2 separate regions of the Mus musculus genome follow, and region 2 is linked to region 1. A link is a loop called in an ENCODE intact Hi-C map of the cell type or tissue named here. Cell type or tissue: left cerebral cortex. All regions are shown on one strand. Links, peaks and the distances in the headings refer to the core of each region. The heading gives the core; the rest is flanking DNA. Region 1 holds the start of E130102H24Rik (RIKEN cDNA E130102H24 gene). Region 2 has its middle 42 kb from the start of Dnajc6.

Region 1 (15,917 bases), core at 4,426-6,925:
TTGCAGATTGGTTTGTTGTTTTTTGTTTTCCCTCTTCCTTGAGGAGAAAGACCGGTTAAAAGTCAAGGCAACACGTTCTGTTCAAAGCCAGCCCTGACATTCAAACACAGCCAGCACCAAGACGCGCACATCACTGTCCCATCCACTTCGGGCACTGGCCTCGAAAATGTTCAGGCTGCACAGCAGCAGGCCCATGTAGATGAGATCAAACCAGCATCCTTCCAGAGAAGACATGTACAAAGTCCCACAGGCAGGGGGCTGGAGAGATGGCTCCGTGAGTAAAACTGCTTCTTTCAAAGGCTGATGCCTGGAGTTCCATCCCCGGAGACCTACATGATGCAAGAGAGGACAGACTTCCACAACTTCCACACAAGTGCCATGGCTCGCTCTCACACACACACACACACACACACACACACACAAATTTAATTGAGTAAAAACAATAAAAAACAGGCTTTGTTCCTCAAGCTCATGATTTTCGTCCAAAAATGTCCAAGAGACAGAAATCTGATTGTTCCATATGCTCTCTTTTAAAAGCCTTCCCTTTTAATCCATGTAGCTCAGTGTGAATGTAGTTAGCCTGGCTACTCAAGTTACTTTACTTTCTGACTCTGCTCTGGATTGCATTTTATACCCAGAATTTTGACTTTATAGTTTACTCACAAGTAATTTCCACTCCGTGTTTACCTCTATAGAATATGCTTTTACAGTAATCAAAAACACCCCAGTTGAGGCTGTGTGCACTGGCACACACTGGTAATCCCTGCCCTTGGGAGGCTAAGAAAAAGAACTGCTTTGTTTGAAGCCTGTTTGGGCTACGCATTAAGTTTGAGGCCAGCCTATGCTACAGAGCAAGAGCCCATCATTCATTCTCATATATATATATATATATATATATATATATATATATATATATATATATATATATGAATGATTGGGAAGATGGCTAAGTAGTTAGGAGCACTTGCTGCTCTTCCAGAGGACCTGGGTTCAATTCCCAGCACTGACAAGGCAGCTCATAACGGTCTGTAATCCCAGGGGATCTGATGCCCTTTTCTAGCACGGTACACTGATAAGCATGCAGGCAAAACACCCTATTCACATAAAAATAAAAATAAAGGTTAAAAAGAATCTTTGGAAGACTTACCCAAAATAACAATAAAAACAACCAGTCAACCAAGTAGTTTCTTACAAAGTTACTCATTACAAATAGGAAAAAAATATTAATTGTAGCTGGCCATGATCCCAGCACTGGGAGGTTACTGCGGGAAGATCTGGTGTTTAAGGGTAGCCTGGGCTACATAACAAAAAGTTAACTTCAGACTGATCACCACCACTAGCCATCCCTAAAACTTCTGATGGTTTTTCTGTTAGCCTACAGTGTCCTATTTACTGACGCACTGCCATTTAAATATTGAGTCTTAGGTTTTGAAAATCCCTAATGCACAGTTAAAAGGGATAATACCAAAGATTTAATGTTGATCTCCAATTCACACCCTTTGGCTAGACCATAAATATAATCACACACCACTTCTCTGCAGGGTCCCCCATTCTCATTACTAGCCTTATTCGTGTGAAATAAACGTGTTTCTACTGGCAAGGCATGCCACGGTGACATGTCACTCACTGAGCGGGGATAACTGCACAGCCTGGCACTGTGTGTAGTTAATAACCAGTCAACTCTCTCTAAAGTCACACAATGTTCTTTTCATGTCCCTTCTCAGCACATCTCAGCCATGTCCAAAAGTTCAGCAAACACTGGCTCTTCATTTCTCTGGTTATCAATAAGATTGTCTATTTGATTTCTTTCTTTGCAGTATATTGGACAGTTTGTCATTTATAAAATAAGGATAGTACACACAGGAGGCAGAGGCAGGTTGATTTCTGAGTTTGATGCCAGCCTGGTTTATGTAGTGAATTTCAGGCCAGCCAGGGTTACATAATGAGACCCTGTCTCAAGAAACAAACAAATGCCTTCCCAGTGCCATTACTGAATTTCTTTAGACAAAACAAATCCCCCTAAAGCAGTATTCCTCATTGCTGCTGTGTTATAGTTTTGGGAGGGTCAGGAGTTGGCAATCCTGAGCTCTAAAGGAGATGAAATTAAAAGAAAATACAAAATAAATGAAGGTAATAGAAGACTGGCAACATTGTCACCATGTGTCACAACTGCTGCCACGTCACCTAGTGTTTTCAGATACATTGTTACTGCCAGGAGACGTTTAAACAAGCAGCTGTTGGGAGGTACCTTAGTTTTCCCAAATTTCCCACAAGCCACTGCTACCCCCTTAAATTTTTTTTCACATTTTGTTAGTTTGGTTTTAACCTCCTGAAAAGCAGACATTAGGAGTTCTGGGACAGAGGAATAGTTCCATGTGGTGGGATTCCTCAGTCTTTAGACCAGGCTGGCCTCGAACTCAGAAATCTACCTGCCTATGCCTCCCAAGTGCTGGGATCAAAGGTGTATGCCACCACTGCCTGGCTATAGACACATTTTTAAAAACTGAAATTAGCTGGGCTTAGTGGTGCGCACCTTTAGTCCCAGCACTCAGAAAGCAGAGGGAATAAGATCTATAGGAGTTCAAGGCCAACCTGATCTAAAAAGTGAGTTCCAGGACAGCTAGGGCAACACAGAGAAACCCTGTCTTAAAAATCCAAAAGGAAAACAAAACCTTTACCCCACTAAGCTAAAATTAGTAAGTGACATATTATAAACCTGTATTTCTTTTCTATACTGCCTTCAAAAAGCCACTGTATTTATACTTAAAACATATCTTGATTCCAGTTCTTAATTTTCAAGAGATATTTAATCTGTATTTAGATTCAACAGTGTGTATATATATATGTGTGTGTGTGTGTATATATGTGTGTGTGTGTGTGTGTGTGTGTGTATGCATGCTAATGTTTGTTTCCCAAACAGTTAAGTTTCCAATACCTGAGTCATTTATGGATTCTAAAAGTTAAATGAGTTTCAAACTTGATCTCATCAGCCTCTTTAGTTTAGATGGCTGGAGCCTAGGGTTGCTAGGGGCTACAGTAGTAGCTGGTACAGACTATTCTGTCAGTCACTTAGATTTTTTTAAACCTGAATCCGGATACAAGCCCTTAACCCACTGAGCAGCAAGTCTTGCTGCCGTATACACCAACTGTTCCAGTATGTTCTTTTTCTACAATACATTGCAAAGCAGCTGTTTCTGGAAAGTCGGCTCGGTAAGGAGAAAGGTGTTATCTCAAATCAGGGGCATAGCCAGCCAAGCTTAGTGGCACACACCTTTAATCCTAGAGACAGGTGATCTCTGAGTTCCAGGCTAGCCTGGTCTATGGAGAGAGGGGGAGGGGAGAGAGGAGAGAGGAGAGTGGAGAGAGGAGAGCGAGAGAGCGAGAGAGCGAGAGAGAGAGAGAGAGAGAGAGAGAGAGAGAGAGGGAGAGAGAGAGAAAGAGAGAGAGAAAGAGAGAGAGAGAGAGAGAGAGAGAGAGAGCACACCACACAGAGAACAACCAGGGTTAATTTCCAAGGAAAAGGGGAGAAACCTTGACACTGGAGCTTCTTTGTCTAGGACATTAGTCACCCTGTGAAAGTTACAATTATTGTTTACACTAAGCCTCTCAACTTTCAGAGAACAGCTGCCGCTGCATCCTAAGACTCACTCTTCTTCAAGTACCCCTTCCTAGCTTCTGTCTACCAGGCTGATCTACCAGGGTTGCAGATCATAATCCACGAGTCCCACTTTATACATACAAAGACCTGCTACTGTTTACATGCCAACACATATGAATAATAAACACCACACCTCAGTTATCATTCATGAGCCTCAGTATTCCAGACTACCTCGAGAAAAGCATTTACTAACACTATAGCTTTCTCTTCCCTTTCACGCTGGGTCACAGCTCACTTTGTTCCCCCAGCCGCTGATTTCAAAGTTGATCTCGTGAAGGAACTGGATTCCTAAGGTAGTTAGTTCTATTTTGAGCCTTCTTCCTGTTCTGAAGCTAAAGTTGGAAGGGCTTAGTGGTGATGTCATGGAAGGGAGAAGTGCCTTTTTTCAGAAGGGTCTCTTCTGGCAATTCCCAGGACACATAGGTGGTGAACGATCCCCCTCTCACCATCCCTCACCTCTCCTTCCCTCTGGAGTCCCAGTTAGTCACTAGCCAGGAAGAAAATCAACTCTAATAACAGGCAATCACACTTGCATATTTTATATTCCAAACATAATAAATGAAAAGACAGAGAAAAAAATTGCCTAGTTCTAGGAAAGGGGTGGGGGTGGCTATCTCTCCCCATCCACTCTCTCCAATATAAGGCCAGGAGGAGCAAAAGGCACTGCAGAAAACAGCTGTTAGGAAGAATTCAGGAGGCTCCGGGAGGAGAATGCTACGGGGGTTTTGGAAACCGGAACTTGAGGACACCCCCCCCCAAATCCTTTCTTCTTCCCTCCCTCTTGGAAGAGACTTGGGGCTGGGTGTGCCTTCTGCTTTGAGAAGCATTTGGCTCGGTAGAAAGGCAAGGGGCCAGGGTGCGGCCCACAGGGAATAAAAGCTTAGGCCTGGCTCTGGGCTAAGTTTAGTGGGAGATAGAGGAGACCGGAGAAGTGCAGGTCTGAGTGGAAGACCTACTGTGGAATTAAAAAAAAAAAAAACCCTCACTAGGGGCAGGGCGGGAGACACCTCTCTTTTTCAACTTAAACTCAACAGTTCATTGCCGGTGGGAAGAAGGGTGAAGAAAGAGACAAATTTTAACGTAAACTGTGAATTGCAACTTCTGGGGACTAGAGAGGGCTGACGTACCAACGCTATCAGCAGGTGAAAAGAAGCGCCTTTTACCAATTCTGGGGTGTCGAGGTCTGGCCAAGCTCTGGTGGGCAGGGCACTGTCTGGCTTCTTAGCTCACCTCGCCTCCAAAGCGGGAAGAAGCATAGGTGTGGTCTTTCTCCAGGAAGGTGGCAGCTGGCTTCGCGGGGCAAGGGAAAGGATTCCTCACCGGGAAGGCGGGGAGGAGCCCCGGGGTCAGCTGCGGCCAGGAGCCGGGGTCTTCGCCAAGTCCCCTCCCCCTCCTGAAAACCGACCTGGACTAGGATCGATTACAGCAACACCCTCTCGCCTTCCCAATAATTTCGCAAATAATAGTAATAAGCCCAGCCCCTCTGGCGCACGTTTAAAACAAACAAGCAAACAAACAAAAACCCAGAGCCCTGAGCGGTGGAAACAAACAGGTGAGTCCAGGGAGAAGCGGGAAAGAGTGGGGGATAAGAGGGGGGGCGTTCCCAAACGTAAGGGGAAACAGAGGTTCTCCCAACCTCTCTCCATTTTCCTTCCCCCTGCCCCCCAAGAGTCTGCGTGACAGGCTAGGTACCGCAAAGCCCACTCTGACAGCCTTCCCGCAGCCCGCGCCCCCGCCTGCCTACCCTAGGCTCCCGTGTCCAGGCTTCGGGGACCGCGCGGCGCTCGCCCGCACCCCGGCCCGCCACCGCCGCCGCGGGGACTCCGCTCTTCCTCTCTCCGCCTCCTCCTCGCAGACTCCTCCCGCCGGATCCGTCATGTAAACAACATCCCGGCTCTATTTCCAGCGGCCGCGGGACGGCGAGGGAACCGCGCCAGCGCCCAGCCACCGGGCGGGGGTGGGGGGAAAAGCGAGTGCGCCACAGCTCCGGGCCTGGCCCCGAGCTGCCGCCCCGCGCGGTCCGCCGCCTACCGGAGCTGGCGCCGAGCGCCCAAAGGCGTCCAACAGCAGCCTCCGCCCCCGCCGTCGTCTCCGGGCTCCGGGATACGGGGCCGGCCCGGGTGCGAGCGCCGTGCGCGCGCCGCACAGCCGCTCTCTGCGCCCCGCGGGCCGGCCAGGGCGCGCCGCCAGCCCGGGGCCGAGAGCGCAGCACCCGGAGCGCGCACACGGACGCCGCCCCCGCGGCCGCGCGCACCCCGCACCCACCTGCGCCCTCGGGGGTCCCGAGCCCCCCTTTCTTTGTTCATCCCGCTATTTGCATGAGGATTATCTAATGACGCAGCAAGGCTCGCCACAACGTGACCGTCGCCATTTTTCTGTTTTTATTCTAGCTTTGCCATGTGATAGATTGGGGAAGGGGGGGGGGGGGTGGAAAAGGGAGAGAGACAGGATTGAAGGAAAAAAAAAAAAAAAAAAAACTTCCGGGTCTCATGACCGGGAAGGGAGAAAAACAAAAGGGAGACGAGACACAACTCCAGGCGAAGGACGTGGTGCGTGTGCGCGCGTGCGCGCCGGTCTCTCCGTGCCCAGGAGCCGGAGGCTGGGGTGCTCCAAGCATCCTCCCATCATCAGGGTCCGCGGATCCTGGTTGTGCGGGCCTTGTGCTCCATCCTTCTGCTGGGTACCCGGCTGCCTGCCCTTGCCTGGCTCCAGTGGCTCAGTGGTCCATTCAAATAACAGAATCGGAAGACCGCTGCATTTTCTAAGTTGTAAAACAGTTCGCTCCGAGGACCCCCACATGGCGAGGGCAGGGGGAATCAGACCAGTTCAGATTTTCTTTCTGCTTCCTTTTCTCTTTTCCTAAAGCTGGACGCACAGCTTAGGGATGGTTTGTGGCGTTGCGGGCTTTTTGGTTTGGTTTGGTTTGGTTGGGCGAGGGCGTGCATCGTGGCTGGATTTATTGAGGTAGAAATTTAAATAAAAGGTTCAGTGCTAGGAAGGGTTGAGAAGACTGCTGCAGAGCTTTGGGCCGATTCGTGTTCTACCGTGTTAATTCACATTCACAGGACGTGATAGGTGCCCAGAGTTCACGGTTGCTGAAAGGATAAATGTCTGGAACTCTGCCAGGTCTCAGTGACAGAGTTTGGTGCTTTCGGTTACTTGTGTGTGTTCCTTCAAGAGCTTTCACTTTTGTTTCTCTTCTGCGTGCCTCTCGTATGATTGAAAGCAGAAGTGGACCTTAGCGTTGACTAGGGCGCTACCACTTACAGGTGAGAGACACAGGGTAGGTCTAAGCTAAATACCGTGTTAGACCCCAGTTTGTTTGGACCGAGAGACAGCTGAGGGGGTAAAGTAGAGCCTAGCACCGTGCAGCTGTAGTTCCGTTTTGTAACATTCCTGTGCCTAGAACTTAAAGATGGATAACTCAGAACTGCTAACCCCACAGGACTGCTGCGGGGGTTCATGACCTCTTCCGGCACCTTTCTTGAGTGTTGACTCAAATATGTGTGTGAACACAGCTTCTTTTCCTCTTCTTCTGGGGAGCATCCTTGTCATTGAACAAGGCAACATGTGTGCTGTGAAGTGTTTCTGTCCTGCTCACAGAGTTGAAAGCTCTCCTGTGTCTTCGTAATATTTATTTCATGGTGCCTTTCAACGTCGGGATTCGGGACAATGACTGGCTTTTCCGCTAGTGGGGACAAGCTTTGAGAACCACAGCTCTCTGTAGTCAACACTGTTTTCTTGCCATAAAAGCCAAGGGAGGCTTGAAGGAGACCTTTCCCACAATCCAATCCTGACCAGTCTAGGAAATTCCTTGCGTGTTTCCGGTAAAGGTTGGACAGAAGTCGTTTCATGGCTCTTACACCTTTTGCTGACCATTCTTGGCAGGCTTCTTTGGTTGCACATCCAAGTAAAACATACTTTGTTCTCTCAACTTTTTAAACTAACTGCTTTCCCCCATCTTTTTTTTTCTTTCTTTCTTTCTATATTTGGCTCCTCTTCTTTGAATTCTCTCAAATTCAAATAAATAAATTAGTTATGCCGACTCCTGCTCTTTTGCTTTCATGGACTAGACTACAAATGCTTGAAGTCTGAACTGCGATTTAATCTTGTTGAGTTAGGAATCAAATCATAGGTTCTATGTTTTCCTTAGAGGGGAGTAGGAACTGAACCCAGGGCCTAATGTATGCTAGGGAACAGTGTCCCTGATCTGCACCCTAACTCAGAACCTCTAGGTCTGGGACCCTATGAATTAGCTCCCAGTGCTAGTAGCAGGCCAAAAAGGGCTGTTGAAAAGATGCATGTCCATATTTATATGTCCATGTTATATATATATGGACCTGGGAGATTCTGTTGCATAGCTGCGTATATCTGTATCTATGAATAGGACAGATAATAGCTAGAGGCCCCATGTGCTACTCTCGATAACCACAAGAATGGTCATAACTTAGCTATAACACCATAAGCTTTCATTGAGGTGGGAAGAAGCCTAATTATATAACTAAATCATCTGTTCCTTTAACTGTAAAGCTGAAGAGAAAAAGAAATTGATGCGAACTCCAAGAGTGTAATTATAGGAAAAACACCCACGTCTCTTGCCATCAATACATGAGCACTCACACGTTTTCAAGGTCAAATTTTGGTCTTCAAGATTACTACATAGCTGCTGATTAAATGCATTCAGGAGTCCCAATAATCTTCTGCTAGTTGTCAAATTTATACCTGAGAAATATATATCTTGAAAAATGATAATCCCTATAAATAAAACCCATGTCCAAGTGAGGGCATGGTTTTTGCTGTCGTGCGTTAGTTACTTTTACGTTGCTGTAATAAAATACCATCCCCAAGGCAACCTATAGAAGGAAGGGGGGGGGGGATTGTGGTTCCAGAGAGACATGACTGCATCCTGGTGGGGAGGCATAGCAATAAGCAGATATGGCAGCAGATGCAGGAAGCTGATAGCTCACATCCTTGACAGCAAGCACCAAGCAGAGAGAGCAAACTGGATGAGGTAGGCGGCTTCTAATCTCAAAGCTTGCCTCCAGTGACATACTTCCTCCAGCAAGGCTGCCCTACCAGAACCTTCCCAAACAGCACCACCAGCAGGAGATCAGGCGGTTAAATGTCTGAGAGCATGGAGGACATTTCTCTTTCAAAGCACCACAAGTCAGTTCTGAGCTTAGTTCTGATGATCCTAACAGTGTAACAGTGTCTACCTAAGCAAACTACTTCTCAGTTGTGCTTTTCATTTCTCTCTCTCTCTCTCTTTTCTTTTCTTTTTTTTTTTCGTTTTTCGAGACAGGGTTTCTCTGTATAGCCCTGGCTGTCCTGGAACTCACTTTGTAGACCAGGCTGGCCTTAGTCCTGGAACTCACTTTGTAGACCAGGCTGGCCTTAAACTCAGAAATCCGCCTGCTTCTGCCTCCCGAGTGCTGGGATTAAAGGCATGTGCCACCACGCCCGGCTGCTTTTCACTTCTTTACCCATATGATGAGCATAGCACCTTAGGATTAAAGTTTAGTAAAAGACACGGAAAACACTAAGCGTGATATTTGGAACAACATGTTCACTGGAGAGTGGCTATCCCAGGAGTAGCTCGTGCTATAATCCCAGCACTTGGAAAGGCAGAGGCAGGAGGAGCTCAAGTTCTAGGCTACCTGGGGCTATATTGCAGTAGAAAATGAAGCGAACCAAGGAAATTCAATACCGTTCCTATTAGTGAAAGGTTCTGTGACATAAAATAATCCAGAATAGGTTCTGCACTCAAGACCTTCAATTGTAACCTTGAAAAGATGTATAAACGACCAGACAGACAGGTGGGCCGGACAAAAGGAGCAGCAGACCACTGCTGCTGCTTTGTGGTATCGACCTAAGATATAATTAAGATCTAGAACTATCACCATCCACACTGTAGCAAAGCCCAGTCAGAACACATGCAAAGAGCTTCCCTCTCTGAAGAGTGAAAAGTTGCCTTCTCACACCAATGAAGAAACTCAATCGAATTGGCGTGCTTCTGTGGTTTAAAAAAAAAAAAAGCAGTTTCTCAGCAGGTTCCTTTCACCCTGTGAGAAGCATCCCAGTTGTGTCGTTGACGAGCTCTTGGAGAAACGTAGTTAATAGGAAGCCCTTTTAGTTGTTAATTAATTAAAACACTTTAATCAAGAATCATTTTCTAAGGAACTTGTTCCCAGCCCTGAGTCAGGTGCTAAGAAACACGAACGATGAAGATAAGGACTTTGCTCTGGAAGAACTCACACTCCAGTTGTACTTTATTAAACAAGTGTTTATTCATTATCCACCAGGAGGAATTCAGTAATGGATAAGACACTAGGCTTTGTCTATTGGGAAATCTAGCAAGTTAATAATACACATATTGGTTCAACTTCCTCAAGAAGTATGTGATTGGCTGGTGGTAGCCCACATCTGTAATTCCAGTATTTGGGGGTGGGGGTGGGGCACTGGAGCAAGAGACTCAGGAGTTGAAGGTTAGTCTCCCTTACAAAATGAGCTTGAGACCAGTTTACAGGGTTACATGAGACCCTAGCTGAGGAAGTGAGTGAGTCTAAATTGAAGTGTGTGACTGGCACAGGTTTCAAGCAAGAAAAACTTTATGTATCTATATTTTTGGGTTTTCTTCTCCCTACGGCTTTTATTCCTTAAGACAGAAATTACCCTCGAGAAGGTAGTTTAATCTCTATATCTTTTTTTTTTAAATGTATTCAGTCCAACTCCAGAAGTTCCCATAGTTTATAACAGTCTCAACCTTTTATTTATTTATTTATTTATTTATTTATTTATTTATTTATTTATTATATGTGTGTACACTGTAGCTGTCTTCAGACACTCCAGAAGAGGGCATCAGATTTTTGTTATGGATGGTTGTGAGCCACCATGTGGTTGCTGGGATTTGAACTCAGGACCTTTGGAAGAGCAGTCAGTGCTCTTAACCGCTGAGCCATCTCACCGGCCCCCTAATCTCTATATCTTAAATCATACAAACCTATATCTTGCTTATGTAGGGATTGTGCTGGGTTTTTGTTGGCGCTGTGTTTGGTTTTGCTTTGTTTGTTTGTTTGTTTTTGTTGTCTTCAACTTGACACAAACACTGATCAGCTGAGAAAAGGGGACCTCAATTGAGAAGACTCCCCCATCAGATAGGCAAACCTGTGGGCCAGTTTCTATATTAATAGTTGATGTGGGAGGGCCAAGACCTCTGTGAGCGGTGTCATCCTGGGGAAGTGGCCCTGGCCTGTACAAGAAAGCAAAGCAAGCCGTTCCTGAGGAACAAGCCAGAACAAAGCACTCCTCCATGGTCTCTACTTCAGTTCCTGCCTTAGGTTCCCCTTGCGACAGAATATAAGATAAAAGATACCCTTTTATCTACCAAGTTGCTTTTGGGTCTGATGTTTATTACAGCACTAGAACACCATTTCAGCTGGGCAGCATCATGAACTATGTAAGTTACTTTCAGCACCCAAGGCTGGGCTATTGAAGATGTGTTCTGGTCTCTTCAGTTCTTGTCCTCTGAACCCCGATTCTCCCCAAACCTACTATGAAGATACTCCAAAAAGGCAACCCTGGGGCTATAGAGATCATGACAGCTATCATTAACTCCAGGCCTAGGAGGTCTGACTCCCTCTTTTGGCCTCCATAGGCACTGCATGAGCATCAAGCTCAGACACACATGCCAACAAAACACTGATACACAAAATTACAAATAATAATAATAGCAATAATTTTCTTCAATATGTAAGTCTTTTATTGTCCCCAAAGAGCCCCCATTGCACTGGTAACCAGGATCTTGTTTCTGAGCTGGGTACCTTAGGTCTTACCTGCCAACCTGCTGCACTGTTCCCTTCCCAGACACATAGATGTCGTCCAAAAACTTTCTGAGATCCTTGTTTTTAACTGTTGTGGCTTGCTGAATCAGAGCGACTGAATTTGAAACAAGTTCAACATCATTTCCTTCAAGGATTAACTCATCCTTCTGGGCTTGGGAGACAGAGCAAGCAGCACCTGGCCTCATCTGAACCCTGCGGATGGATTTTCCACCCAAGAAATTCAAATTTCAACTAAAGACCCATTTTCCTGAACAACACTGTTGATGGGGAAGGGAGCATACACAGACCTCATCTTTTTTCTTTTTTGGTTTTTCAAGACAGGGTTTCTCTTTATAGCCCTGGCTGTCCTGGAACTCACTTTGTAGACCGGGCTGGCCTCGAACTCTGAAATCCACCTGTCTCTGCCTCCCAGGTGCTGGGATTAAAGGCGTGCGCCACCACAGCCCGGTGCCACAGACCTCATCTTAACAGAAGCCCAGTGTAACATCCTTGATCTTGTTCTGAATGTAACTGCAGATGGTTCTGACAGTGGCCAGTTCCTTTCTGTTACCCCACTATTTGTCAATCCAGAGCCTTTTCTTTGTCTTTCCAAGGAGACTTGGCTCTACGTGATTGAAGTCCCTCCGCAGAGTTCCCCAGGGGCCCTTCGCGCCCCTTCAGAGTGATGTTGAATTTTCTGGAATGTCGGCAGTCTGAGTGCTGAGAAAGGTCTTCGTTCTCACAGTAGATGAGGCAAAGAGCATAATAATTAAAAAAAAAAAAAGATATCCTGGTTTTATTGTTTTCTTGTCATTAAAACTTGGACAAGGCGCCACTGAAACCTGCCACAGAGGTTTTCATGCTGCAATGCGCAAGAAGCTCAAATGGAATCTAGTCTGGGAAGGTGGTTTGGAAAATGTATGGCACTAGCGTGGCAATTTAATTTACAGGCAAATTTCAAGTTCTTCCTGGCATTGATAGGGATAGTCCCTCCCTACAGGGCCTGGCATTCGCCTTGCTTCTTCAAATGCCAAGGGACAATGGAGATGGAAGTTTCCAAGCATGCTCTGATTTCTCTCCCTCTCCCTCTCCCTCTCCCTCTCCCTCTCCCTCTCCCTCTCCCTCTCCCTCTCCCTCTCCCTCTCCCTCTCCCTCTCCCTCTCCCTCTCCCTCTCCCTCTCCCTCTCCCTCTCCCTCCCTCCTTGCCCCCAAGGCTTTATGCTGGGGACTCAAGCCCAGAACTTTTCAGCATAATAGAGACTCCTCTACTTCTGAGCCACACCCCCAGCCTGCTATCTGTGAACAGTGTGTTCCCCAGCCATGGTCATTTCATAAGTGGCTTTTATTGTTTCATTTTTGATCCAGGGAATACCTCATCACAACTGAAACCAAAGTCTGACAAACTGTGTCTTATAATGAGTACGTACAATTTACTTTGATATTTTCTATTTTAAAAATTGTTTTATTATTACATATTAATTATGAATGATGGGTCTCGTGACATTTTCATTCATACAACCTATTTTGATTATACTCACCCTTTTAAAGATTTTTTTTTCAAATTTTGTGAGAGTGTACACATGTGTGTGAGAGTGCAAGTGCCCTTGGAGGTCAGAGGTATCAGAGCCTCTGGAGCTGGAGTCTGGCAGCCAGACATGAGAACTGAACTTGGATATGCTGCCGGAGCCATACCTAATTGAGACCACTGAGTTCAAATTTGTACCCAAAGATGACTTTGAACTCTCCTCGCTCTCTCGTCCCACTTCATGGGACTAGAGACAAGATCCATTGGGCTTGGCTGGTATTTTCTTATTTATTTCACTTTTTTTAAAAGTTAGAAAGTCGGAGATCTTCTTGGGGTGAGGAGCAATGCCTTGCTACCCCAGCCCTTTTACTCCATCCATGTATTTATTCCAACTGCACTCAGGAAGGCAGTACAGTTGGTAGAGTGAAAAGATGGAACCAAGTGGCTTGTGACTTGCAGGGAAGGTTCTGCACTGGGACTTAGTCCCCACCTAGAGAGGATTCTATTCCGGTTGGATGGGGACCAGTCACAAGTCCTGCCCAATAAGTACAATGGCATTTTCCCATCTGCTGCAGCCAGTCAAGCCATGGCTCAGCAGAGGCCTGTCCAGGTGCTCTCTATTTCCTCCTCCTGTCTGCCGTCCTCCTTGCTTCCTGCTCATTGCCACCTATCTGGTTATCGAATACTTGCATGATGAATATTTGACAAATGAAGATGATGTAGGTACTGGATTGTTAGCAAACTGACCGGATGTTAGTCCCACATGGGCTGTGGCATGACAGTTTTGAATGGCATTGTGGCTGTTCTTCTTGTGGTGTGGCACCACCCGTAAAGTCATCACACTGGAGCATTATTGGTGCCAAAATTCATGGTTGTTTTCCAATGACAGAAAAAAACAGTGTTGCCTACTCAAAAGACTACAGAAACCATTACATGGTTCAGATCCATCTCATTTTCACGATGGAGGAGCCTGCAGGGCACCATTCTAGAGTCCTGAGTGTTGTAAAATGTGAGCTTTAAGTTTCAAGTGCTTTCTTAGGTATAACATGCCCCGCTCATCTGTTTACTTTTGTATGTTACGTTTGTTTGTCAACTTGACACAGGTTAGAGTCATCTAAAAAGAAAGAACTTCCATTGAGAAAATGCCTCCACAAGACTTACTTGTAGGTAACCCTGTGGGGCATTTTTCTAGATTAATGATTAGTGTGGGAGGGCCAAACCTGCTGTGCACAATGCCAAGCCTGGGTAGGTCATTCCAAGACATCCAAGAGAGCAAACTAAGCAAGCCAGAGGAAGCAAGCCAATAAGCAGCATTCTTCCATGGCCTCTTGCCTCTAGCTTTCTCTCAGTGGACTGTGGCTGAGGATATGTAAGTCAAATAGGGTCTTTCCCAGGTTGCTTTTGGTGGAGGTCCTTATCACAGCAACAGAAAGCAGACTAAGACATGTGTATAGCTTTTGAGGTTTTGCTGAGTTCAAATCAACAAAAGTATAAAATATAAGAAAGTGTAGCTGCAGGTTCGTGGAGAGACTCAAAGGAGCTAAGGTAGACAGTGTTAATGGAAACCCAATGTCCTTCCCGGGTCTCCACATGTGCACACATAGGTGTACATGCATGTGCATATAACATATGCATAAATTGGTCAACCCACCAAAATAATGCCACAATCCACAGGCCGTAGTGTGTGCTTTCTAAACACTGACCCGTATTGTCCAGTGAGATTTCTTCTACTAACCTGAATGGTACAGCTGTCAAACATTTACCTCATCTGTTCTCTCTAATAGCATGCACCTTGCCTGTGGGTGCATCTACAGTTACCTCTCTTCCCGAGTCACTGGAGTCCTCACAGAAAGAAGGCAACAAGAGCTACAGCCAGGATTTCAAAGGCTCCCTGAGGTCAGGCTATGTAATTGCAGGCTGGGCTATTTATGAAACAGAATATTTATCTACAGAATAATCACAAGCATGGTTGTGGAGATGGCTGAGGTTTGCATCAAAAAACAGGAAAACCTAAGTTCACGTCCCGGTACCCATGTAAAATGCCAGTCACACAGGTATGAATGTGAGTTTGTGACCCAGAGCATGGGTAGTGTGTGTGTCTGTGTGCGCGCGCACGCGCGCGTGTGCATGTGCGTGTGTGTGTGTGTGTGTGTGTGTGTGTGAATGAGCTCCTGGTTCAGTAAGCAACATTGCCTCAAAAAAAAAAAAAAAAAAAAAAAAAGACAGTACCCAGGGATACCCATTGTCAACCTCTGGCCTCCAAGGGTGTGCACATACATATGTGTGCACACATCCAAATGAATACTGCCATATAACATATACTCACAAATTAGTAAATATAAATACAATTTTATAAATATGTTTAAATGACCACAAATGGGCAACGTTGTTCATCTTACAATAAGTGGATTTTGTTTGGCAATGTCTCTTCCTCCGACGCCGATTCCTAGTTAGGGCGAAGTTATTTGTGGTTTCATTAACGTCAGAGTTAAGAACATATTAAATGAAGATCCCTGTGCATCACACTGGCCTTTTTCCTAAAGGATGAACAGGTCTGCCTGATACCCATTCAGACAGCCTGCGTAGACATGCTGGGAGATGGTAGACTCGGGATTGAAAAAGGAAAATGATGGAGCGATGGAGAGATGGAGGGATGGAGAGATGGAGGGATGGAGGGATAAAGAGATGGAGGGGAGGAGGGGTGGAGGTGAACTCACTCATTCTTATAGTACAGGTAGTGTTGCTCTCATTTCAGGCCCTCTGACACCTGTTCCCTAACTTCAAATTGCTTCATTACTTTTTCTTGACTGGAAGGTTTTGCTTTGTTGGTAGGGAAGGGGTGGTTAAACAGCCAGTCTCGGCCAATGGTGTCACGTGATCATCTGAATGGGATTTTTTTTTCCCCTTGAAACTG
Region 2 (15,917 bases), core at 4,762-7,261, 150 kb after region 1:
TGCTTGGTTTAGATTTAATTGTGTAGTATTTTTGTTTTCTTCGAGTTCTGGGATCAAATTCAAGGCTTCTCCATGAATGGGAATATGATCAAACTGTGCAGAGTGGAAATTAACCCTTGCATTGTATCCGTCCTTTCCAGAGAATGAGTTTTTTAATCATACCTCAAAGTTGTTAAGTGTAGAAAAGGGACCCTCCAGAGGGTAGATGTATTTCTGTAACCAGAAAACTTCTCTGGCCCTTGGGAGTACTCTCATCAGCCCTGAGTTCCTCTCATAAGAGATCGCCTCACCCTGCTGGTGCCTGAGATATGCTCTTCCTGGGAAGACACAGCTGGAACCAGCTCGGTCTGTACCAGCAGATATTGTTTTTTAGGACAAGAAGAGAGCAGAACACATGCCAGTTAATCGCTAGCTTGGCTTCTTGTTTCTAACAGTGTGTTCTTTTTCTCTTTTAAACACATTCGATGGAGGTAATGGTTACTGGAATTAAACAAGATTGCAAATATAAAAGGAGTTTAGGGGCTGAGCAGATGGCTCATCGAGGAAAGTGTTTACTGAATAAAGAGGAAGACAATACTTTAGATCCTGAGCACCCATGTAAGAACTGGGTGTGACAGGCCATATCTGTCACCCTAGCTCTTGAGCACACCTGCATGTACATGTATTTATCACACACACACACACACACACACACACACACACACACACACACACACACTCATTCATGCATGTACATACAAACATAAAATACAAGATAGTTGGCCCTGACAAGTAGCCACCACTTTGCCTGAGAGACAGAAGTCACTGACTAATGGCTTCAGGCCCAATTCCTTCTCCTGACACACACATTGCGTACAGGCACATAACTGACGGAGATTCTCCAAATTAGCCTCCAGATCTGTATCGGCAGTTCCTAGATGTGCAAATACCCCACACGACTTTAGACTCACCAAGTCAGAAACTCTAGAGGCAGAGCCCTGACGTCTGTCCTTTAGCAAGCCATGAAGTAACCTCAGTACAAGCTAACATTCGTCAAACTGGCCTGCGAGTGGACAAGGGCTCTTGTCCAGTGTGCACCTAAGCTTCAGCTCTTCATTTGCCAGCTTGTGGCATGAGTAAGTTACCAGGTATTTCTGGGGGTCAAGCTCACAGCAATACAGGAGGATGGTAGGATGTAGCCCTTTCTTTGCAGGGCTGCTGTGAATGTCATGAAGTAGCCTGACTCTGCTGCTACTTGTCTGTGCAGCTTCTGGCAAATTACCTTGCCTTTTACTCTCATTGAGATTGTAACATATATGTAGTAATGTGTGCCAGCTAAACAGTGCACACATATGTCTGTCTATCTATCTATCTATCTATCTATCTATCTATCTATCTATCTATCTATCTATCTATCTATCTAATCTATCAACTATATTTAAGTGTGTGTGTGTGTGTGTGTGTGTGTGTGTGTGTGTGTGTGTGTGTGTGTGTGTATGTGTATGTTAGGGGAGGACTTTCTTTCAGGCATTGGCTCCTCCTCCCACTTTGTTGAGTCGGGGTTTCTCTTGTTGTTCCTCTAGACCAGCTTGCCACAGAGGGTCTAGGAGACTGTCTTGTCACTGGCCTTGTAAGAATGCTCAGATTACCGATGGATTCTAGTGCATCTAGTTTTTTTTTTGTGGGTTTGGAGCTGTGATTCTCAACCTCCCTAATGCTATGACCCTTTAATACAGTTCCTTGTGTTGTAGTGACCCCCACAACCAAAACAATTATTTCCATTGCTACTTCATAACTGTAATTGCTACTGTTATGAATCATAATATAAACATATGGTATGTGAGATGTCTGATATGTGACCCCTGTGAAAGGGTCATTCAGCTACCAGTGGGTTTGTGACCCACATGTTGAGAGCTGCTGGTTTAGGGACTCAAATGCCAGTCCTCAGGCTTACACTGCCAGCCCTTGTTTCCACTGAGCTCTCTTCCTGGCCTACACTACCTTGTTTTATGGTCTTCATTTTATGAATAAGAAAAAAAATCAGAGCAAGGTTGAATAATGCTTTGCAGTGACATTAACTGGTACCCTAGGATTCAATCCCAGGCAGCTTGAGGTGAGCACGCTTGCATTAAAGCCACTGCTTTGGCAAATGAGATCTTCAGCAAATTTACACAAATGACAGTAAAAGTTAACCCCTTGGCAAGTGGTAGGCATTCCACAGGTTAGTTTCCTTCCTCTTGTCTGGTAGCTTGGCTTCCTGGTAATTCTGCCTTCCTCGTAGTCACCTGCCTGCCCCCTTCTGTGGTTCGTCTCCGAGTACACTTGGTTGCACATCCCCACAGCTCAGCGTGACTTTTCTCTCTCCATTTTACCTCTTTAGCTGCCATTTGGGTGCTCAGAGCAAACCAAACAGATTTAGCTGGGTGGAGAAAGACAAGTGTGGTACTTCTGAGATGCTGTCTCTCCTTCATCTCAGCAGGCATGTGACTCAGAAGTGGCTTCTAACAAGAGAGGGACTGTGCAGAACTGCAGAGGGGCTTGGTGGCAAGTGGAGTTGCCAGACCCATTCCCTAGACCCAGTTATTGAGACAGAGCGTCACGCCATGACTGGCTACTTAGAATGGACTTTGTTACAAGTCTATTTGAAGCTTGGGGTCAGAGACATCAGTTAGTGGAAAGATCCAAGGCTTCGGTCTGTTTGTTCTTGTTCCTAAACGAGGCAGGGTCTTGAGTCTCTGTGAGGCAGGACAAGACTTCTGAGAGCTTGCCTGGCTCTGGCTAAAATGGCCTGAGGATCAGAGATCTAAGGTTTTGGTAAATATGGTGTCACAAGGGAATGTTAAACCCCTTTCCATTTAATAAGACCTTCAAATCTCATTCCTCCTGATTTTAAGCAAGAGAAAGACGTGTTACCCATGTACAGTGGCTCAGGCCTGTAGTTCCAGTGTTTAGGATTCTGAGATGAGAGGACTGCTGAATCTGGGGCCCCACCTTTTTTGTTGTTGTTGTTTTGTTTTTTTGTTTTTTGAGACAGGGTTTCTCTGTGTAGCCCTGGCTGTCCTGGAACTCACTCTGTAGACCAGGCTGGCCTCGAACTCGGAAGTCCACCTACCTTTGCCTCCCAAGTACTGGAATCTGGGGGCCCATCTTTAAAAAGGGGGAGGAGATAAAACCTGCACTTGGGTGGCTCAACCAGAGGATTGCAAGTTTGAGGTTAGCCTGGGAATATAGTAAGACTTTGTCTCAAAAATGTAATAAACTGGGGTGTGTCACATAGCTCAGCGGATGAAGGCCCTTGCTGTGTAAGCCTAACCTCTTGAGTTCCATTCCTGGAATCATGAGAAGATGGATGCCAAGAATAGACTCCACAGAATTGTGCTCTTACCTCCACGTGATCAAGTGTCATGGCATGTGTGAGTTCTCTGTTTGTCTGTCTGTCTTTCATGCATGTTCTCTCTCTCCTGCACATGATAAATAAAATATAAAAACAAACAAAGGACTAGTTAAGGGAAGGTAGAGTTAGACACATGTAAGAAATGTTAACAAAATGTGCATGGTTAAGAGGCTCACTGCACAGTTTACTCAACTTCTTTGCATGCTTGCAACCGTTCCAAAACAGTGTTAGGTAACATGTAGGTATTTGCAGAGATGGTCACACTTTTAAAAAAAAGTTCCTTCCTTTGACATATGAATGGAAGCCCTCCTCCCACCCTCTACTACTTCATATCTTGTACTCCTTCCCTGAAACAAATTCAGCGTGAGTGAGTTCAGCCAGCCAGTGGGCAACTCCTCTTTATACCACAGGCTTTGTCTCCTTCCTGGGGTATAATCCTCACAATAACCCTACAAACTAATTACTATTTTCCATAGTTTAATGAGGAAAGCCGAGGCTCAGAGGGCTGACTCAGGTAATCATATTAACCTTATAGCACTGAGGGTGACCTTCCTTCCTGGTATTGTGCCATACTCTTTGTGTTTGAAGCCACTGGGCCTCACCCAGCCTTAGGAGATGGTCCTATTATTACCTTTATCCTACACAGTTGGAGCAGAAACAAGAATGCGTCCCAACTTTCTCTAGGGATCAGTAAATGGCACAGCTCGTATTTGGACCCAGTCTATTCTGCCTCAGAGCCCTTTTGCCCCCTCTATTCAAAGCCAGTCCTGGCATCTGTTTGCCTGATTTGGTAACTGGAGGCCGCAGGCTCCTGAAGATAGAACACATTGTCCACCACTGTGGAATATTATTGAATGAAAGGGCGGGGCAGGGGGTCTGCAGCATCTCAGCCCCCCGAAGTGCTCCTTCTGGGCACGGTTTGATTTAGTCCTTGGAGGAGGAAATACCCAGTTTTTTGTTTTTGGTTTGTTTTGTTTGTTTTTTGTTTTTGTATGGGCCTGAGGCTCATAAAATGAATGTTAAGGAGCTATAACAAACCCATTTATGATAATCAGCTTTTTGGCACTATTAACAAAGTGTGTGAGATAACTTACAGAGGGAAAAGATTTTTTAAAAGTATTTTGACATTTATTACAAATGAATGCCTGTGTGTAGGTGAAACTCAGAGGACGAATTTGGGGAGTTGGCTCTCACCTTCCATCAGGTGGGTTCCAAGCTTGAACTCCAGTTGTATGGTTTGGCATTAAGTGTCCTTGCCTCTGAGCCATTTCACTGGCTTGGGAAATGCTTTGTTTTCACTTCTGTTCCTAATAGGGTTGACACATTGCTTTGGGTCAGTGGTGAGCAGCATATTATTGGGGGATCACACAGCAAAGCAAAACCAGTTAATCTTGTGGCCAGAACCGTGAAAGGGGAAGGGGTTACAGTCCCACAATCTCCTTTGAGACTATATTCTCAGTGGCCGAAAGACCCCCAAGGGTACCCTATCTCTTAAAAGATTTACCATCCCCCACACAGCCCTGCTTTGGAACCAAGCCTTAATCTCTGGGGCATCTAGAAGGCAGGCAAGATCTCGGCCTTTCTCATTGACTCTCCCCTCGCTGGCCCCCAGCTTCTAATGAACAGAAAGGTGTTATGCATTGCTAAGGAGTAATGGGACCCAAAACCAAATGCTTAAACATTTCCAAATTCTCAGGGAGTCTTCAGATTTAAATGGCTAAAAATCCACTCGGGAACCTCTAGTGTCCAAGGCAACTTCCTCTTTGTGGCCATACTTGGCTCAAGGCTGCAGCAATGAGCAGATGAACACTTAAAATTGTCACCTTATAAGTGTGCCCAAGCGGCTAGCCTCACAGTGACAGAGTGCTTGGTTTACCAAGTTCTGCATCTCTTCTCTCCCTTCATCTTCCCAGCAGCCTGGTACACACTCAGGGCAGGCGATGCGCTCCTGTTTGTAGGCGGGGAAATGATTCTTGAGAGGTTGGCCCCACACCACTCAGTTTGTAATGGCAGAGGGGTCTTTAGCATCTTACCCACCACATCATCTTCTGTGTCAATACTGTATTTAAATAGCAAGTTCCAGGGGTGAAAGCAACAAAGGATTTCCTTCTGTTGGTTTTCTTGCAACATGGGTTCTGTACTTCATTAGCGTTAATCTCTCTGGAGATCAGTTTTTCCAGTCTGTCATGGAAACAAACAAATCAACCAATCAGCCACTAGCGAGGGGAAATCTAGTAGAGAATGTTGTGAGGGTTTAGAAATGAAGAAAATTGGGGCTGGAGAGATGGATCAGTGGCTAAGAGCACTGACTGCTCCTTCCAGAGGTTTTTGAGTTCAACTCCCAGCAACTACATGGTGGCTCACAACCATCTATAATGGGATCTGATGCCCTCTTCTGGTGTGCCTGAAGACAGCTACAGTGTACTCATATACATAAAATAAATGAATAAATCTTAAAAAAAGAAATGAAAAAATTATTTTTATTTTTCAAAACTGATTCTGATGTATATGGGTGTTGTGCTTGAATATATATCTGTGTATCATGTGCATGTCTGGTGCCCATGGAAGCCAGAAGAGGGCACTAGATCCCCAGGGATTGGAATTATAGACAGTTGTAAACTGTGGAGTGGTAGCTGGGAATCCAACCTGAATCCTCAGGAAGAGCAGCTAGTACTCTTAACCACTGAGCCACCTTTCTAGCCCCTTTCTTTTATTTTTAAAGATTTATTTACTTAAAAATTAAGACTTAAATTTACATAAAAAGTTATTGATTTTTGTGTACATGTGTCTTGTGGTGTATGTATAGAGGGCGGAGAACTTTTTTTTTTTTTTTTTTTTTTTTGAGTGGTTCTCTCTGCTATGTAGGTACCAGGGATTGAGTTCAGGTGACAGAGTCAGGCTTGGTGGCAAGCACCTTTACATAGTGAGCCATCTCACTAGACCTGAAAAAGCAGTTTACAGTCTTTTTTCTTTGAGGGCGGGCAGGAGATAAAGAGCTGCAAGGCAATGCCAGGGCCAAGCTTTGAATATGCTAGGCAAGTATTGTACCATCAGCCACGCTCCAGCCCCAATGTTAAGTAAGGATGTTTAGAAGACTATGATAATGCCGACCCATTTTCAGTAAGTTAGATGTCATCTCATTTGGCCACCGTGTCTAAAAATGGCACTTGTTAGTTACCTCATTGTCATGTGCCGTTATTCCTCACAGTGTTTGCCGCCCATTATGGTTTCATATTGCTTGTCTGAATGCTCTCACCTAAAGGTAAAAATTGTTATGAGGGCAGGGACTTGTCTGCTCTTATCCTCTGGAGTTCCAACAGGTAAAACAATACCTGCCAAAAATGACTGTTTGTTGAGTAAGTGACAGAGGAAGGGTGTGATGTACCCGGGTTACAGAATGATACAAAATTCTGTGCGAAAAGAATGACTAAAAGGTTTGCTGGAAACTTCCTTGCCTCTCAGTAGAGGGGTCTACTGATCTGGCTTCCTCATACCTGGTCCTGGCTGAGTCACTGACACAGGCTGGTGTGCAAAGCTTCCTTGCTTATCAGCTTATATCTTGGTGAAGCAGCATTAGGAACCTATGTCCTCGAAGTAGACATGGGCCACTGTAGGGCACCCACTGCCTCTGTGTGGTGCCATTGAGAACAGAGCTGGGGGTCCGTTCCTGTACACTGCTCCATCTGCAGGATGTAGAGCTGTGCCTGACCCACCCAGAGTTTTTGTTGAGTAAATGAAGCAGCGAAGAGTACAAAGAGGACGCTCAGGGTTCTTCATCCTTCCCAAAGTCACTTGAAAATAAGTCCAGACCACAGCGCAGCCCTTCCCAGAGCAACGTGAACCAAGTCTCTCTGGAAGCAAGAAGAAACTAAGCAGTTGGATCCTCACTCCAAGGAAGGAAGAAGGGCAAACCTAGGCTCCAGATCCGGTTCCATGCCATGTTTTGGAAGTCGTGTTTACGTCTGCCTTCATCCTCATCCCTTCCGCTTCAGCATAAGCAAAATTATAACCCTGCACGCTGACTTGTATGCTATTATCATAGCCTGGCTGCTCCTGCGTTGAGGGACTTCGCCCCCGGGATCGCTGACTGTCTGTGAATGACAAATCCAAAGTCAGGGGTTGCAGAGTCAGCCGGACTTGCCTGCTCTCGTGCAGCAGCGGGAGAAAACAGAATGAAAGATTCTGAAAATAAAGGTAAGGGGCTGACATCAGAGGGGCGGCTGGTAGACGCTTGGGGGAGATGTCACGACGTGAATGTGCTTAGTTTGTGCTGATGGCTGGCTGCTTTGATTACTGATGTATCTTCGTAATTTTTAGTTATGTAATATATGTCCTCTTTAAGTGACTGTTTTCTAAATACCATGTCATTCAGTTTTCCATTTTTTTTGCGTTACTAAAAATATATTTTTATTCTTTATTTAATCTTGGCCAAGTACACATATCTCACAGTTTTCTTTATAATCGCTTCCAGAATTTTGATACTTTTATTTTGGGAGTGTTTATAATTGTTAATTATTAAAATGTACGGTTTCAGCCAATTATTGGAATAGCTGGAGATCGTGGTTCTTAAAACAGTTCGGGTTTTCTAGAGAGGCATTGACTGAGAATATCCAGATGAACGTTCGTTCATCTTCTTTGGGAGGGCTCAGCAGGGAGTCGTAGTCGCTGACCTTCAGAACTGTTTACCTTGCACAGGGATGTTCTGTTGCAAACTCCCCCTGCTCCCCGCCCCCCACCCCTCACTGCCTTTAAAAAAAGAAAAAAAAAAAAAAACCCACCAGCATGAATTCTGTTGGAGGGGAGGGCAAGGACAGAAACAGATTGACGTGAAAGCCCCCCAACCAAGGACTCTGGAGGATTTCGGGGTTCACCGCCGGGGCCCTGGGAAATTTCTGCCGCAGCGGGGGGAGGGGCAACAGCCCCCAGCTCGCCCCAGCACACACGTGGTTCAGGGTCGCACTTCTTTCTGCATCCTTGATTCTCTAGATCCTGGTGCCTGCCGAGGGGCCGACATCTCCGCAGCCTGGAGCTCAGGCCGTGCTTCTCCGCAGCTGCTCAGTTTGCTCGCGCCGCCGAAGCTTCCTGGGGCCTTGTGGTTTCCCCTTGGCAGGGCAGGTGCGCAGGTGCAGGCCGGTGGTGCCAGGTGACCGCTCGTCCCAGCCCCTGCCTGCCTGCATGCCCCGTAGCAGGTGTGGCCTTCCCCACAGGAGTCTGACCTCTGGTTGTTAAAAGATTTCTACCTGGTGATGGACAGCGGTATATGCACCCATAAACACCCGAGCAAAGAGTGATCATGAGTCTTTTACAGTGTGATGGATGCCAGGGGCGAGGCTGGCTTTCCAGTCTACCAGAAGCAACGCAGTGTCTTAATGGATCCGGGGTTTCTCTGATCGCGCCTTAAAAGTGACTGGGTGGGGCCTGGGGTTGTTGGCACCATCAGCTCAGAGGCTTTGGACCCTTCACATTCACGCATTGAGCCATGTGGTTTTGGTGCTTAAATTTTAATTAAGCAGTTCCAGGGAGGAAGAAACAGCTGTGTGAGGCCGGGCTGAAAGCATAGAGGACAGTTCTCTTCTGTCTCCTAGCCAGCCGCCACTCATGGACAAATAACTCCTATGTGGCCAAACTATTCAAAATCAGTTTCCGAAGAGGGCACTTCCTTGCTGTTTGCAGGGGCTAGAGAAAGGGTTAATGCAGAAAGAGGGGAAAAATGCCTATTTGTCAAGTCATGCTAGGCCATGGACATGGCTTAGAAACAATTAAAGCTGTCTGAATCACAGGCTCAGGCCCGGCTCATTTAAGCTTCAGGTCTACTGACCTTTTTAATGGGAGCTGGTATTTGGAATTTTTGTATTGCTCTGTGTTGGAAAGAGCCGCGGGCTGTCAATCCAAACAGGCAGGTTCTGACTTGTTCAGCCATCTCTCCTTAGAAACCGGGACAAGACTGTTGATTTTCTTGGGTCTCAGTTTATCTCCTGAATGGCGTGATATTAGATGACATTAATGCTTTTTCAGATCGTGAGGGATTTGGGTATATCGGGAGCAACATTTCAGACAGGCACAGTAGAAAAAAGTTCATCTTAGAAACTATTGAACGTATGTGAGTAACTTGTTTTTGAAGCTGTTGGTATGTGCAGACATGTGGGCTGTATTCTGTTATCAAGACTATGTTCTTTGAGTCCTAACCAAAACACACCGAAGAATGATGAAACAAGCCATAACAGGTTTCATTTTGAAAGAGTCTGTGAAATGCAAGCATACATGTGCATCCAACCATATATGTGCTATTGAAAGAAAGATGAAGTCAGCAATTGCCCTCTGATTTACAAAGATGTCTGAGAATCCAAACAGGTCACGAGTTAATGTATATCTAGGGTCCCCTGAGAGGCTTTCAGGCCAATTTCTTGCTGTGCTGGGAGATGTGTCTATGTTGAGGAGTGGATAAGAGTGTGTGTGATATCATGTATGAGGTGCATGTATGTGCACACAGACACGAGAATGCATTCAGAGAGAGTATGAACACGTCCACCAGACCAGGAGAGCTATTTTTGGGAAGCAAAGCACCAGTTGTTGACCTGAATATGAAATAAATGTACAAAAAAAAAAAAAAAAAAAGCTGAAAAGGACTGCTAAAAAAAATTACCAAAATGGAGGGATTTTTTTTGGAAGTCATTTCTTGTAACGGCTAACAGAGGAACCAGGTGAAATTGCAAGAGGTGATGGAGGTGGTTGGCGCTTAGTATGTTGGCAAAGAGAACTTGAACTTGAATGAGCTACTGTCTCACGACTGGTGTTCAGGAAATGGTGGATTGTGGTTTAATAACTGCCTTCCTTTCTGTAACCTGTTCTCAGTACATCTCGGACAGCCCAGTGAGGTTATTAACTATGAGAGGCAATTTTTATCTCTTATGCCTCTTTTATAACTTTATCTCAAAATGCTTTGCAAATAAGAAAAAGGCCTGTGTGTTAGACAATTAAGATACTTGAATGAGTTAACTAAATATTGGCGAGCATGGCTACAAGTTTTAGTAATAAACGTCCTAGAGCCTATTTTATGATCAACGACGGTGTGACAAGTTGTCTGTCAGGTTGATTATGTATTGTTCCAGTAGTACAGGGGAATACTTCCTGTGCAGTGTAAGAGTAGTGGAATTGTATTCAAACCCAGACTGTTCACCCCAGAAACCACTTCTCAGGTAGGCAGACAACTCACGCCATAAAATTCGCTTTAAAATAAAATTGCATGGGGGCTGGAGAGATGACTTAGCAGTTAAATGCATCTGTTGTTCTCGTAGAGGATGTGCGGTCAGTTCTCAGCACCCACGTCAGACAGGCCAAACTGTCTATAACTCCAGCTCTAGGGGACCTGATGCTCCCCCCGACCTCTTCAGTCACCATACATCCCCACATGTTTACATAAATAAATAATAACTATAATATAAAGATTAAAATTGCCTATATTAATATTAGAATTAATTTATCTTGTATAAAACAGGGAAATATGAACCCCAGAAAATAAAATAACGACTTTTGACTAATTTTCTAGTTTGTTTGAAACATAGACACAGTAGAGTTTGTGAATTACCAATAGGTCATAGAGATATGAAAGAACAAGAGAGGAGAATTTGAAAAATTATTATTATTATTATTATTGCAAATAAAAGGCAGAGAAGGGGTTGGGGAATCTAGTCCAGTGGTAGAGCACTTGGCTAGCAAGTACAAGGCCCGGGCTTCAGTCCTCAGCTCGGGGAGGGCATGGGGGGGGGGGGGAGACTAACAAAAAGTCAGAGAAAATATTTCTCTTCCAGTGCTTCTGTATTTTGAGAGATTTTATTTACTATTTACAAACATGACATTCTGTGAGCAGATGAGGGATGTGGCTAATGTTTGGATGTGTGAGAGCAGGGGTTTGAGCGTGGTCTGTGTTATAGGGACCTGCATGATTTTGCTAGAAGACACTGCAAAATGAGATGAGTTGAACAAGGTCAGACGGAGACTTTTAGGCCTCACATATTAAATCTGGCTTCTATTCTTCAGTGAAAAAAAAAATAGGTGAAAAAAATGTTAGTTTTTGTTTCCCTTAACCAGCATGACTCCTTTGATATCTTCGGAGCAAACACATATTTCAAGGTGATTTTTTTGTTTTTGTTTTTTTTTTTTTTTGTCATGGCTGCTTTTGCCTGGTTGGGTTGGTGAGATGGTATTTTTGCAGGAAAGATCTGTAAATATCATGTGATTTCTCAGGCAGGGGTCTAGGGCTTGCTCATGCCAGTGGTTATCAATGGAAACTGAATCTGCACTGGAAACCTGCAAGTCAGCTTTCGGTTTGGTAGTGTTCACCGGCAGAAAGAAGCTAGAGCTGTTTGAGTTAGCTTGTGTGACCTGTAACTTTGAAATGTTTTTGTTGAAGAGGTGAGACTCTTTATAGTTTTTCCAGCCTAGAATGTATGTTGGTCTTATATACATAGTTAAATGTCCAGGACTAACTGGATGTGATGATGCACACCTTTAATCCTAGTACTCAAGAGACAGAGGCAGGCAGAGCTCTAAGTTTTAAGTCAGCCTGATCTACAAAGTGAGTTCTAGAATAGCCAAAACTACTCAGAGAAACCTTGTCTTGAAAATACTTCCCCCTCCCCAAAATTCCCAGGATTAAAAAGTGCTATCAAATCTAAGAAAGTTTATAACATAATTTTGTTCCCTTCAAAAACTTATCTAATGCAATATTGGTATTTTGCAAGGTAATGGGAAGAAGTTGCAACACAATTTATCCTTCTTATTCAGTCTACATACAGATGCAAATACCTCGCTACAATGTAACATGGTTCTGCCTGAGTGTTTCTACATTACAATAAATATATTTTATTATTAATGTTATATTTAATTTCTGCTTGGTGTATGTACTTGGTTAGCTACATTATAACATAGTTCTGTCTGAGTGCTCACACACTGCAATGCATATACTTTCTTATTAATGTCTTATTTAATTTTTGCATTATGCCTATGCATGTGTGGATATGTGGAGGCCAGCACAGGTTGTCCGGTGGTTTCCTCCATTGCTCGCAGCCTTCCTGCTCTGAGCTAGGGTTTCTCACTGAACCAGAAGCTCAACATTTTTGCTAAGTTGGCTGGCTAGTGAGCTCTCAAGATCTTATTGTCTCCAGCCCCCGCACCCCCCCCCCAACCAGTGCCGAGGTTATAGGCACTTACAATTATGCCCAGCTTTTTTACATGGGTCCTGGGGATTTGAACTCAGGTCCTCACGCTTGCAGAGCAAGTACTCTTACTCACCAAGCCTAAGTATTTTCCAGTCCCCCTGAATATTTTGGTTTCTTTTTGTGCAGTGCTGGAAAGCAAGCCCATGCTATCTGCTAAGCATGCGAAGCAAACACTGCTATCTGCACTTCTCATTCTTTTAAAGACTTATTTATTTATTGTATGTATAGGAGTGCTCTAGCTGCATGTATACCTGCATGCCAGAAGAGGGAGACATCAGATCACATTATAGATGGTTGTGAGTCACTATGTCACAGGGATTTGAACTCAGGACCTCTGGAAGAACAGTCAATGCTCTTAACCACAGAGCCATCTCGCCAACCCACACTTCTCATTCTTGACCTTCCTATTTCAGAGAGGTTTGAATCAATGTTAAAAACTTTGGAACAATATATATTCAATCCTGTAATTTTGGTGCCTTTTAAAAAAAGATGGAGACACTGTATAACTGTTTGTAATTGAAATTGAGCTGAGCAAAACATACCCTATTTTTCTTTTTCTTTCACCTTTGAGATAAGGTCTTATGATGTGTGCAGCTTACACTGGCCTTGAACTTGGTTTGTCCCTGGCTGGTCTTAGACATGATTCTCTTAGCTCAGTCTCCTGAGTGCTGAGGTTATGAGCGAATGCCATCATGTCTAGCAGAGACACGGGGACATCATGGATGTAAACCTGCTGGAAAGTGATGCCATGGGGTTATTGATTCTCTTTGCCACTGAAGCTGGCACTTGGAATTTCTGTTTTTGAGTTGTTCGTTAGGATACACAAATGTGATGCATTTTTAGATCTTGGTTTTATTTTGATGATCTTGCTAAATGCACTTAATAATTTGAATAGTTTTTAGATTTGAAAGAATTTCCTACATTGACAGTTTTCTCTAATTAAGACACTTTTATTTCCTTGTTTCCAATTCTTACACATTTTTAACCTTCTCTTACTTAAGCATTGACTAGGATGTCTCTTAAAATGATGAAAGAGGGGCCGGCACCACGGCTCAGTATAAAGGCCCTTGCTGCCAAGCTTGATGGCCTGGTTTGACTCTTGGGACCCACGTGATAGAAGGAGAGAACACATTTTCATTTGAAGCTGTAATTCTCCCTTTGAGCCTGGCTGTTATAGATGCTGCAAGTATTGTGTCATAATTAATTTTTTATAAACTATTTAATAACTTCCATTACATCTTTTTTTTTTAATCCAGAGGGTCATATAGAAGTGCACTTCATTACCAGGCAACCGAGTGGTTCTGTCTAGTTATTTCTTTGCTATTGACTTCTAGTTTCTTTCTACTGTAGTAAGAGGAAGGACTGTGGATATAGTTCTTTTTAGAAAAAAAATTTGAGTTTTTTCTACTGTATATATGGTTGTCTTACATATTTTTTTAGTGTGTATATACTTTGTATGCACTTTAAAATAATATGCACACTAACGTTGCCTAGTTTAGCTATGTTGGTTATTTCATTTTTTTCTTAAAATGCAAAGATTTATTTTTATGTATGTGTATGTATCTGTGTGAGTGAATGCCATGTGTGTCCAGGTGCCCCTGGAGACAAAGTGTCCATTAGATCTCCTGGAGCTGGACTTACAGGGTTGTGAGCTGATGTGGGTACTGGGAACTGCACTTGACCTTTGGAAGGGCAGGATGCTCTTTTAACTCTGAGCCACCTTTGCTCACTTCTTTGAGATAGAGTCTTGTTCTGTAGCCCAGGCTAGGCTAGAACCCACTGTGTAGCCCAGGCTGTCCTTGGACTCATAGCAGTCGTCGTGTCTCAGCTTCCCCAGTTGGGATTGCCGGCATGAGACGCCTTGGCCTGCCTGCCTTGGCATTTCTCTCTGGTGTTGCCATAAAGCCTGGCCCAGAACTTGCTGTATAGCCCAAGCTGGCCTTGAAGTGATATCAGTTCTTCTGCCTCTGTCTCCTGGTTGTTAGGATCACAGTTGGGAGCTGACATTCTCATCTTGTCTTTGCCTTTTGAAGGTAGTGCCACTGGGTGTGTGTAATTCTGGGAGAGGACAAGAATGGCACGTATTGTGGAGGCTGAGCTGGGAGAGAAGCCAGAAGTTCAAAACTGGCCTGGGAAACAGTGAGACCCTGAGTCAAAACAACACCCACACTCACACAACCCCCAAACCAAACCACCAACAAATCCTAAGCTGGCAGATGTCTTAAATTTTTATACATATAAAATATATAAAATGTATATATGTATATAAGTTTATAATATGTATAAAATATAAAAATACATAAAATTGAGGGTTGTTTTTTGTTTTTTTGTTTTTTTGTTTTTTTTTTTTTTTTCTGTTTTGTTTTTTCCAGACAGGGTTTCTCTGTGTAGCCCTGGCTGTCCTGGAACTCACTCTGTAGACCAGGCTGGCCTCGAACTCCGAAATCCACCCGCCTCTGCCTCTCAAGTGCTGGGATTAAAGGCGTTCGCCAACACTGCCTTGCAAAATTGAATTTTTATTGGCACACTGACATTATACATAGCATTAGGGCTCCAAGGGTTTATGATCAAGCTAGAAGTTGTCGTATAGACTATATCCACAAATCTTTGCCAGCACCCAACGTGCATTTTTCGGGTTTCCTATTTTCAGTGCTGTGTGTTATGTTAACTGGACCCTGGAGCTTCCTCTCATGTCTGGTCATTTACTTGGGTCATTCTTTGAGCATTTGTGCACCTAACTCCTTTCAGCACAAATACATGTTCCGGTGGCTCTTGAATCACCAGGAGAGTAAGTCAGCCTACTCACGTGACTTAGAGCTGAAAGGCGGTGATCGATGGTATGCGGTCGTGGAGACCGCGGAAAGCCTTTTCATGTTTTCTATTAAAATTAGGCCAAGAAACAAACTGGCACTTCCTGTCAGTCTCTTTTGATGTGCGTCCCTACTTCACTTCGAGTAGGGAAAATGTGCCACGGAGGGACCCTCGGGTGCCACAGTGTGTAAGTGCGGTCAGTTTGTGGACGTACATTGAGCTGATCCTGTGTTGTGTTCACTTTTCAGTACATATGTTACACTCCTGATAAAAATTATAAAAGTGGGCCCTTTGATATGAAATGTCTCCCCCCGCCCCCAATATTGAGGTAGGTTTCACTCTGTAGCCCTGACTGGCCTAGAACTCAGATATGTTTACCGGTGCTGTGATTGTGAAACTGAGCCATCATTCCTGATGATGTCAAGCATTCTAGAAAAGCGCCAGGGACAAGGAAAGCTTGAGGACGGCTGATCCAGGCGAGCCTTGTCGTATGAACGAGATTACTAGGGAGTAAC

Evidence for each region. Peaks named below come from ENCODE experiments on the same cell type or tissue, not always from the same donor. Only the 100,000 strongest peaks of a DNase experiment are listed, where the experiment ranks them.
Region 2: a loop joins it to region 1, with 2.8 times the contacts of the local background. A loop is called at or near these places in 1 of 42 quality-filtered maps.

What each region holds. Positions count from the first base shown.
Region 1 is chr4:101,350,679-101,366,595 of GRCm38, forward strand. E130102H24Rik (RIKEN cDNA E130102H24 gene) reads right to left here and starts at 5,570. Exons shown (of 2, transcript NR_040708.1): 1 at 5,403-5,570. 0610043K17Rik (RIKEN cDNA 0610043K17 gene) reads left to right here and starts at 3,105. Exons shown (of 4, transcript NR_040640.1): 1 at 3,105-3,210. It also overlaps the pseudogene Gm12795. In left cerebral cortex, for the core only: a CTCF peak has its summit at 5,665; DNase peaks (open chromatin) are centred at 4,503, 4,937, 5,620, 6,184 and 1 more place; H3K4me3 peaks cover 2,500 bases; H3K27ac peaks cover 2,500 bases.
Region 2 is chr4:101,500,616-101,516,532 of GRCm38, forward strand. It overlaps a transcript of Dnajc6 not described here. Among named protein-coding and RNA genes, the nearest start is that of Dnajc6, 42 kb to the right of the region's middle. In left cerebral cortex, for the core only: a CTCF peak has its summit at 5,905 (motif pointing right); a DNase peak (open chromatin) is centred at 5,919; H3K4me3 peaks cover 66 bases; H3K27ac peaks cover 203 bases.